Regions from separate parts of the Homo sapiens genome. Here region 1 is linked to region 2. The links are chromatin contacts, found by Hi-C or POLR2A ChIA-PET in ENCODE. All regions are on one chromosome and are shown on one strand. Each heading gives the region's core, a stretch centred on a gene start or an enhancer-like site at or near the end of the contact. The rest is flanking DNA. Distances are from core to core; before and after follow the strand shown. Region 1 has its middle 64 kb from the start of LINC03140. Region 2 has its middle 30 kb from the start of LINC03140.

Region 1 (5,391 bases), core at 891-3,390, 34 kb before region 2:
GTGAAGAAAAATTCTAATTCCTTAGCATAAGAAATAAAAGCCAGGAAATTCCAGAATGGTCAAAATAATGGCTTATGTTATCTTCTGAGACAGCTTCAAAGAGAAATTAACCCTAATTATGACATCCTTGTTGATAAAGAAGGGAATGACAGGTCATGGGAATTGTCATTAAATGCTTTTTGGAGTGTTCATTCTTCAACATTCAGAGATAATAAGAATGATGATGGTGGCAATACTCAAAAGGAATCAGACATTTGCATAGTGTTCAACATGTGAGATGATACCAATTTTGAGAGACACTAGGATGTCATTAAGCAGGTGAGAGGCTATGCCCAGGAATGCTGTCTAATAGCCTCTCATTGTCATTATAATGGATCTATTTGACCATGTGACAAGCGCCTTACTTACATTGCCTAATTGAGTCCTCACAACAATCTGCTTAATGAGGTAGGCATTATTCTCCCTGTTTTACAGATGAGGAAACTGGGGGGTCAAAGAGTTTCTGTGACTTTCCCAAAGTCATGCAGCATATGCAGAAGAGTGACAAGTGCCAACGTGTACAGAGTCTAGGCTGTCAGACCCAATTCACCCAAGATGCATCCATTTAAACCCATGAAATTTGGGTAGGATAAATGTTTGCCAAATTCACAGGCTGGGTTTCTTGAATCCTCTATAATGTTTTTCCTGGCCCAGCTCCTTCCAGAGCGGTCCCTGTTCTCAGTCCCCATCTTCGAAGAGGAAATCGACCTGCCAGAATGACCAAGGGCTTCACCCAAGGGTTTCCACACTGTATTAAATAAGAGAGTCTCCAAACTGCCTGAGAGACAATTACTTACATAGAAAATATATTATATTTTGGTATGAGACAATCTCTCACCTCAAAATATACAGGAATAACCACTGCTTACGGTTGAAAACATTAGGAGGGGGTAGCTTTGGCTTTCAAAAGACTGCAAAACACTTTCCTAGTATCTTCGTCTGGGAAAATAATGGTCTTACTTCATTTCTTTAGGCTTCTCCCTGAGTCTGAATCTTATTTGAGAGGTCCTGGTGACTCCTTGTTTCCACAGCCTGCACAGGCAACATCTGTTCTGGCCTAAGGATGAGAACCTCACCTCCCCACCCAACACAGCTCAGCCTCAGGGGTGAGGGGAAGGAAGCACACATGCAGTTGCTCTCATCCTGAAAAACTCCTAGTGAGGAAGAAGCTTTCACACTCATGGTTCACAGAGAGATTTCAGCCAGAACTAGCAGTCTCACTAGTTGTCAGAGCCTCTTGTTGATTCCCACCTTCAGCAAAAATCCTTCAGGGCAGCAAGCGCAGCAGGAAACCTGTCATTAACAACCACCATGGTGTCACATCAGCGATTCTCAGGAGCCCTCACTCCACTATTTAACTCAGCTATTTACCTCATCAGGGAGAGCTTTGTTTGATTGTCAGAAAATAGAACATGTACATTTGTCTGTCATAAACACACACAAGCTCTCCAGAGCATAAATAAACAAAACGATCATGTACGTTGGTAAATGTGTTTGCATTATTTAACCAAACCAGATGAAGCATGTGAATAACCCTGCATATAAAGTACCATCAAGTAACTTGCTTGTAATCTGTCTTGTACAATACAGCCATTGCCACTCATTCCACTCACCCGATTCAGACCCTGGAAATGTACTATTTTTAGTTGGGCTTTGTACACCACTATTTACAAAGAGCACTGTTAAATCCTTTGAATAGCAGCCAAGAAGTTGGGTGAGAACCTAGAAGCCTGCCACACAGATCAGCATCCTAATCAACTCTGGGACAGCCAGTGCTAAAGATCTGCCTTTCTTTCCTTTTCTTCTTCCCCTTTGTCTCCCCGGGAATATCAATGTAAAAGAGGAAAGGAGACAAAGAGTTGGGCCTTATCTGTTCTTGTCGTTCAAATGGGTTGCTTTACTCACTCTCCTAGATAACAGCCCATTTGTCAACATCTTTGGCGGTTTAAGCCGTTCTTTGTCAAAACCACTTTTGGAAAAGATTTGACCATTTATTTACATGGGAGCCAACGTGACGGCAGCAGGTGCGTCATGGAAAACTCGGACGTGGGTGCTGCAAAGCCGCTGGGATTCGGTCACGTGACAGCCCGCCTGCTGCCCGGCCAGCGGGCCAAATGGCCACACGGGAAGGAGGGACAGAGGAGAAAATAGTAGGCAAAGTGTTGGCGTGAGGCAGGTGGTGGATGAGGCAGTCGCAAAGAGAAAGGATTGCAACATCAGGGAGGAGATGAAAGGCCTCATATCATTTTGCAGCCAACAAGAAACCTGAAGGAACTAAGTTTGGCTCTATTTCTACAGCTTGTGAAAAGCTGAGAATGGAAGCAATGACTGGGCTAATTCTGGACAAAATTTTTTAAAATGATTTTTGTCAGAGGAGCCCAGATCTTTGCCTCAATTCTTTGCTTTTGTCTAAATTGCTCATTTTTCCAAATTTCTGTAAGTAATTTTTTAGGTGATGTGAATTGATTTGCCTTTGGTATACCGGACAAGATTTTATTTTATTTTATTATTTTATTTTTGAGACGGAGTTTCGCTCTTGTTGCCCAGACTGGAGTGCAGTGGTGTGATCTCAACTCACTACAACCTCTGCCTCCCGGGTTCAAGCGATTCTCCTGCCTCAGCCTCCTGAGTAGCCGGGATTACAGGTGCCCGCCACCACACCGAGCTAATTTTTGTATTTTTAGTAGAGATGGGGTTTCACCACGTTGGCCAGGCTGGTCTCAAACTCCTGACCTCAGGTGATCCATCTGCCTCAGCCTCCCAAAGTGCTGGGATTACAGGTGTTAGCCACCGTGCCCAGCCTGGACAAGATTATTTGAGACATCTCTGGTGGCCTAAATCGTGAAGGGTTTGCCCCCTGTTTCCTTTTGTCCACTTTCCTCATAGTGCCATTTTGTTTTGTGCCTTCACTCAGCCTGAACTGGCTGGTGAAAGTGGCACAGCCAACTGTTGCCAGACAGTGATGTCCTGTCAAATTCCTGTACCTGCATGGGTACGTTCTCATGTTCTCTGAAATATTATTCCTTTCCCTTAACAGAGCTCACCAGACAAGAAACAGAAAAGTGTTTTGAGTACTTTGAATCAAAAGTGGTCTCTGAATTTAAGGCATTTTTATTATTTTATGTGTTATTTGTAGTTCAAAAGGGTCTTCCTATTCATCATAGTATTAGAGGCATTTGATGGAAAAGTAGTGTGCCAAGGTGATTAGTGACAACAACAACAAAAGCAACTTATTTTTGAGCCTGTGAAAGGCCCTCTTCTAGACACTTTATACAACAGCTGTATCCTTATTGATAGCCCTGCAAGGTAAGTATCATTTTTCCCATTGTGGAGAAGTACTGAATCTCGGGAGGGTACTGGGCCAAGGTCACCAGCCAATCAGTGACAGATAGGAAATTCAAACCTAGGTTTGTTGGGTTCTTTCTACTATACCAGGCAACACCATTTGTAAATGTGAACTCATTCTGAGCATCAAAGGACAATTGGCTTTACTTTGAAGAAACTCAATTCCATATTGGTTTCAGTTATTTTAACAAATTCAACATGCTTAATTATCTCAGAATTTTTACAGAATAGTAATTGTTAATTCCCTGGTAGAATTAGGCTTGCCTGCAACTATTTTTAATTCCTTAACATCTTCTAGGTATTCCACTTGACCCGATGCTTTTCCTTGATGTGGTCTGGAGAATGTGATCTATAGAAACAATGTATAAGAATATCCTGGCCGGTGGCTCACACCTGTAATCCCAGAACTTTGGGAGGCCGAGGCGGGTAGATCACGAGGTCAAGATATCGAGACCATCCTGGCCAACATTGTGAAACCCTGTCTCTATCAAAAATACAAAAATTAGCTGGCCATGGTGGCGCATGCCTGTAGTCCCAGCTTCTCGGGAGGCTGAGGCAGGAGAATCGCTTGAACCCAGGAGGCAGAGGTTGCAGTGAGCCGAGATCGCACCAGCCTGGGGGACAGGGCAAGACTCTGTCTCAAAAAAAAAAAAAATATCCTGACTTTCTTTATAGGCACATAAATAAATAAGGAAAGAATCTTTTCCCCAACCCTGAGGAGATAGGCAGTACCACTATATAGCAGGCTTGCATGCATGCAAACTTTGAAAGCAATCATTGAACAAAGCTTGGGCAAGGTTATGGTGAATAAGAAAGAGAACAAAGTTCATGAAGAGGTGCGAAGAAAACAGGAAGTAAGTGTTGGTAAATTTTGCATGTACAATAGTATTTCTGTCATAGTGAATGTCTTCTCAATAGATTATTCTCACTTTCCTCCTATATATCCATTTATTTTGTTGGACACCAACACCCAATAAAGATAATGGGAACAAATAAGAACTATAGCTCTTAATATAGATTCTAGAAAGTGAAAACTGCTTTTTATAGCTCTAAAACCAAAGCTTTTGGCTTCAATATAGATTGAAGATATCTCTCTACCATTTACTACCTGGGTTTTTTTATTCGCTTGTATAACCATGTTCTATTTCTGTTTTGTTTGAAAAGAAAATGAAATAGAATTACCTCCTACACTCACACTGCTATTGACATTAAATTTCATCTTCTTTTATTATGATCAGCAAAGTTACTCATAACACTGGAATTTGTTTTTTGGTTTTAAAGTTATAGCTGCTGCTGTTGTTGGAACAATTAGTATTGCTTTGGCACTGTGTTCCACCTAAACTCATGGCATTTGTGTACTATTTACCTTTCAGAAAAGCTATTTTCCAAGAAGAAAAAGAAAATGGAAGTACAAATTTCCAACAGCACACATTTTCTCTGCTCTCTCCTTGGCTCTGAAAGAGGATGCGTGAAACAGAATTTCAGGCTGTAATTAATGCAGCTCTTCATAAGATAAGAGGTTCTTTTATCTACAGAAAAATTGCTGCACTAATTCCCAACAAGAAGTGCAATGCTCCGGTTAATGCTCTTTCTACAAGAAGAATTCACCTTTTCTACCCTCTACATATTTACAGACAAATTTGAATATTTTGTTATGGGAAACTGAAGATGGGTAAACATACAATGATAATAGTACTTTATAGGGCTAAATCTAAAAGCCTTAAAGATTAATATTATGTTTGGATAAATGCTGAATAAGTTTACATAAAGAATTTTCAAATAACATTGACGCTACAGGCATGTACTTGTAAGCACAGACCTTAATTGGGCACAACTTAGATCCAGCACTCTTTGAGGGGGAGAATAAACAAATTGGGAAATGCATCCTCATTTGATACAGTGAGGAAAAAGAGCTATGGTTCCTTGCTCTGCTTTAAAGTACTGTCCAAAGAAGGATGAAGCCCCGCTATTTCATTTTGATTTAAATATTTCCTTGTAGAATGCACA
Region 2 (5,029 bases), core at 693-3,192:
TTCTTCTGTCTCCTCTTATCAAAATCTGAACTGATCCAGAAATCTTCCAGCCCTTGGTGTGTGTGTGCACATACATACACACACACACACACACATACATATATAGATATGTATGTATTTTCTTGATCTTAGTCCTAATGAAAAACATGTGGAGCATAGCAAGTAATTCCTTCTTATCCTATGAATAGCAATTCAAGGGATGGTTTCCAAGGAATTATTAAAACACACACAAGAATTTACATTATACTCCAGTGGGTAGTAACAAATTGAAAAGTTATCAATGCTTTATAATGTGGGGAAAACTCTGAGTATATAACAATCTTGGGCAGTGAAAAAGAAATAACCCAGATTCCACAGTTTGAACTGCTGACCTTTTTCTGTAGCTGATCAACATTTTTCACCTCACTTAGTTTACTAATTTACTATTTTCTTACGCTAAATTTTGCATCCTTTTGGTATAAAGTGCCAGCATACCCAGAAAATATTTTTGCATTTCACATGCTAGTTAAAATACACCCTCACATAGTTTGTGTCTTTGAAAATAATTTAGTACCCTATGATTAATACACCAGACTCATATAAATATAAATAGACATAAATACACATATATATATGTTTCGTCTTAGTTTCCATCTGAGTTTAACTGAGAAAATCCCCATATAACAAACATATGTACAAGTCCCAGCCAATGATCCATTCTAGACAATGTTAAATAAACCAAATCTGGTTTGGCCAAAGAACTTAGATAGTCCCTTGGAGTTTTCTGCTACATCAGGTGTAACTGAATGTAAAATTTTCTATCTGGAATTTCAGGGGCAATTAAAACTCTTAATAATTCTTTTTCCCTTTGGCTGTACCTTTATTGGTTGGCAATGAATTGGTTGGCTTCTGACCAACATAGGAAAAAAACATACTTTTTTCTCAGAAAACTTGTGATGACAGCTGTCATTTTCCAGCTCTCAGATGCCAATGGGAATTGACCCCAATAGTCATAAGCAATAAATTTCTGTACAGAGAAAATCCTATTAATGGAGGAGCATTTTCCATTAGGAAATTCCTTCTAATAAGAAATAACTAAAAACTACTTACTGTTCTCTTTACAGTGCCCTGTCCCATGACAGGCCCTCATTCCAGGCCCCACCACAGTGATATCTCTATTGTACCACCAGCTCCCCAAAGTGGTGACAGGAGCCCTGGGCCTGAGCTGCAGCAGTGACTCAGCACGCCCCAAATGTCTCCAAGTTTCCAAGGCCACCCCACAGTTGTATAGTAGCTCCAGTCAGGCTCCTGGGGAGGTCTGTCTGACCTCATTACCATGGAGCAAGACAGGATTTTGTAGAACATGCTTTTTTCAGTCTCTTTAAAGAGCACAAGCCAGGACACACAAAGACTAGAAGCTGGTTTCTAGGAAATTTAACCTCTCAAAATATGGGCATCATTGAATGTCCCTGATACAGTCATTCTTCAGCTGCCACTGTCTGAAAACAACATACACAAAAGATGAAAGACAACTTTGAATGACAAGCCCCCGACTCAGGACTAATGATAAGATTATTAAAGTCACACATCAGCCTACCAGAAGCAAAAATTTTCTTCCCTGAAAGAGTTGAGAAGTGTCACTGTCCAGTGAGGCATTTATTTTCAAACTAAATCCAGTTAAGAAGCTGGGCTGCTGGCCATAACTCCTACAGAAACTAACGTATACTTCTGTGCCTCTGACAGCCCGGCCCAGTGATGAGTACACAGTTGTAATTGAATTGCATTTGATGTTGTTTGCACTAACACAGCACCAGACTTCAGGACAAACCACAGCTCTGCAGAGCAGAGTTCTGGCCCACTCTCCCCCCACCTCACCCCCCGTGGCTTGGGTCTGCCCTTGTTGTCCTGACCTGCCGGAGGTTTCATCAGCATTACCTCTGACTCATACTTCGCATTCAAGAGCAAGATGAATTCGCTAGCAATGAGTACCTGGAAGAGGGCCAGACTATTGGTACTAAAGCAGTGCTGGCCCCAACACAGCTCGCTGGGCCAGACGTTGATGGGAAATGGCTGACAGCAGGATAAACAAGCAGCTCCCTTTTTGGTGAGCTTCAGGGGAATCAGGTGGACAGAATCAAGGCTTCAGGTATGCTCTTCAGAGGCTCTGTGGAGTGGTGGGAGGCTGTAAAACAGCACTGGAGATGGTTGTGGTTCTCCCCCAGCAAAAGCACCGGCAGGAAGAAAGGCAGATTGGCAAACAGTGTGGGCCCACAGTGCGAGCCAGGGGAGAAGCCATCAGGTGACACATCAAGCCGTGAGAGGCAGCTGGTCAGGGACCCCTCAGTTCCCCACCGTCCTGCAGAGACATGGGGGGCAGTGTCCGTGCCTCCCTCCCTCACCACCTGAGCTGCTCCACAAGAAATTCTGAGCGCCACTGGGCAAGTAGAGGGAACCAAATGCCTCAAGATGGAGAAGAGTGCAAGGTCTAACTAGCAGTACTGTGGAAGAGCAACACAGACAAGAGGTGTAGAATTAGCTGGGCAGGGTGTATGGGTTCCTTCCGGTGCCTGCATACCTGAGAAGAAGTCATTCGTTGAGCTTAGTTTAGGTTTTAAGGCAGTTTTGGTGTTTGAGGCTTATTTAGCACACATAAGTCCAAGGTAGCATCAGACAGAATTATAAACTTCATGTGACTTTTCAAAACAACCCAGTGAGCCCATTGTTAGCAAATAGCAGTCAGCCGAGATAAGCGGCCATTCTAGGAGCAAAGGCACTTGTGCCAGGAAAACAAGAACAAGCACGAGCAAGAAGCAGGGCAATGCAATCCACAAACACAATTCATGCTTTACAGCTGTGAGACAATGCTTCTTTTGCTTGGACCTCAGGCTCTGCAAACTGCAGCACAGAGGAGGGTAAGTGTGCAGTGGCCCCTAGAGAAGAGTGGTCAGTAATGAAATTGCACCCCACTTTACTTGCCCCTTTGTGTTCCTGGGTCACTGCCAGGCTGTCCCAATCCTGCAACATGTGGAAAGCCAGTGTGTTCAGATGGAATAGTAGGGGATGCAACCTAAAGAGATTACTAGTAAGATTTTCCAGAAAAAGAAAAATAACTATTTTTTAAGCATGAGCAGGGGTGGGGAGGGGTGGGGGGAAGAAAGTTTCTTTGTTTCTCATTGGAAAGCTTTGCAAGCTATTGACTTATTGAGGAAAATCAGGACAATTGGGTACACAGCTTTGACTTCTGGTGATTTCTGACACTTTCCTCGAAAGCCTATCACTCCACACTGAGGGCCCCAGGATTGACTGTTTTACAGAAGCTCTTATGTATTGAGGTCCTGTATGAACTGGACCCATGTAAGATGGGGAGTGGTGACAAACGTTGGCTCAACCTCAATTGTGAGATTATGGTTCAAGGTTATTTTCTTAGAGATAGTGAGTCTTCAGAAAACCTTTGAGTAAAGGCAAATGAAAGGCTTGTGTCTAAAAACAGGCTTCCAAAAGTGGAAATAGGACACAGGAAGTGGAGAGTCGGAAAACAAAACAAAACAGATGAGCTGGAATGAGAAGAGTAGAGAGAGAAGTAGAAAGACAGGGAGAGACTCTGTAAGGAAAGCTGTGAAGGAAAAGGATTGCAGCCTCTTGGCTTTATTTTCAGTTAGTGCCTCATACAATTCACGAGGTGAGGCTCCCACACATTCTGGCCTGTTCTCCCCAATTATGGGGGTGGGGAGGTAAATGAACTACACCCAGACTTCTTGCAGCTGTCACCTCAATATCAGGTATCTGCGAGGTGGGGAGAGAGGTGGGAGGATTGGTAAGGGGCTGTATAATTACTGGGAACTCCAGCCAATGTAACACATGGTTATGTGGGCCTATGTAGTTAGGTTTCACTATCCCTATTGACTGTGCCAGACCCTGAACTAAATACTGGAGTGTCGAGATCAAGAAGGCATGATTCCCGCCCTTAGGAGTGCACCATCAAAGGAGGTGAGGAGTGCATCTCCTCACAGGAGGAGACAGATGAGTAAACTGAACATTTTGATTCAGTACGTTTTGGGATACAGGTAGGAACCAGAGCTGCAGGGCCAGGGGAAGGGGGCACCTCCCCCAAAGGCAAAGGTCCTATCCTCGGTCCCACAGAACAGCTTACAAGACTCCTCCTCAGGTGCAGCTGGTTCGGAGGGTACGGTCGTCTCCAGCTGTCTCCTACATCGTCTCTATTTTCTCACTGGCTCCTTCTAGTCTAGGTCTCTCCAATCCTATACACATCGTTTCCAGCTCTGTTATGCCTTCAGGCTACTGGCTGAGACTTTTTCTTTTACTGCTAAAGCATAGCATACATTTTCCTGCATTTCCTCCCTACCCTCTCATTTTTCACCCACGCCTTGATGTCAAGTTCCTCTCTGTACCACTTTATCATAATCTCCCTCTTGAAGAAGAACCACCAGTGATTTCCTCATCACTAAATCCAATGATCCTCATTGATGTTATTATACAGGGAGCTGACTGGCAACTACCACACTACAAGCTAAAACTCTCCCCTCTTTCACTTTCCCAGGCCTGTCTGCCCTTGTTCTTCCTGCAGTTCTCCTGTGCTTCCTTCATTAGCACCAATTCCCTTTCCCATCTCATAAGTGGGAGCGTCCCCCAGTGAACAGCCGCAGGGAGCGCACCTGCATCCAGAGTTCCAGCCCTTCTCCATGCTGATGACACCCAAGTCTTTATCTCTAGGTCTGATCCTTTACCTTATTTCGAGTCCAGAATTTCTAATCACGTACTGGTCAGGTTCACTTTCATGGTCATCTGTGTCTCTCAGGGTTCCTGGCATAGTGCATTGCATAGATATGGATACAATAATATTAAGCTGAATGATGAGTGAACAAATGAACGGATAAAATATCCCAGTCTCCTGCAGAAAATCCCACCTTGTTACCTCTGCCTTTCTTTCCTGACCATGGTTTCCAGCCTGTTATCTTCCAAGAGACAGACAATTTATTATTATCTTCCTAGAGGAGTCTCATCCCCAAAGCCTGGAAATGGGGCTTTGTAT

What was found. Hi-C counts contacts between places; a loop is a spot of excess contacts on that map. ChIA-PET counts read pairs that join two places held with the same protein, here RNA polymerase II (POLR2A). Pooled maps may share reads with other maps.
Region 1: a map of heart left ventricle shows a loop between it and region 2 (2.5-fold over the local background). The contact joins two enhancer-like sites. A Hi-C loop is called at or near these places in 1 of 168 maps with a recorded cell type or tissue (heart left ventricle) and 5 of 50 pooled maps. POLR2A ChIA-PET finds 5 or more read pairs at or near these places in 4 of 52 experiments (MCF 10A, PC-3, PC-9 and 1 more).

Annotation. Positions count from the first base shown.
Region 1 is chr4:128,632,085-128,637,475 of GRCh38, reverse strand. No RefSeq gene overlaps it. Among named protein-coding and RNA genes, the nearest start is that of LINC03140, 64 kb to the right of the region's middle. Within about 2 kb of position 2,140, at least 10 of the 41 ENCODE cell types and tissues checked have a DNase peak (open chromatin) inside an H3K27ac peak, as active enhancers do; they include heart left ventricle, where a contact is called at or near this core.
Region 2 is chr4:128,598,409-128,603,437 of GRCh38, reverse strand. No RefSeq gene overlaps it. Among named protein-coding and RNA genes, the nearest start is that of LINC03140, 30 kb to the right of the region's middle. Within about 2 kb of position 1,942, at least 24 of the 41 ENCODE cell types and tissues checked have a DNase peak (open chromatin) inside an H3K27ac peak, as active enhancers do; they include heart left ventricle, where a contact is called at or near this core.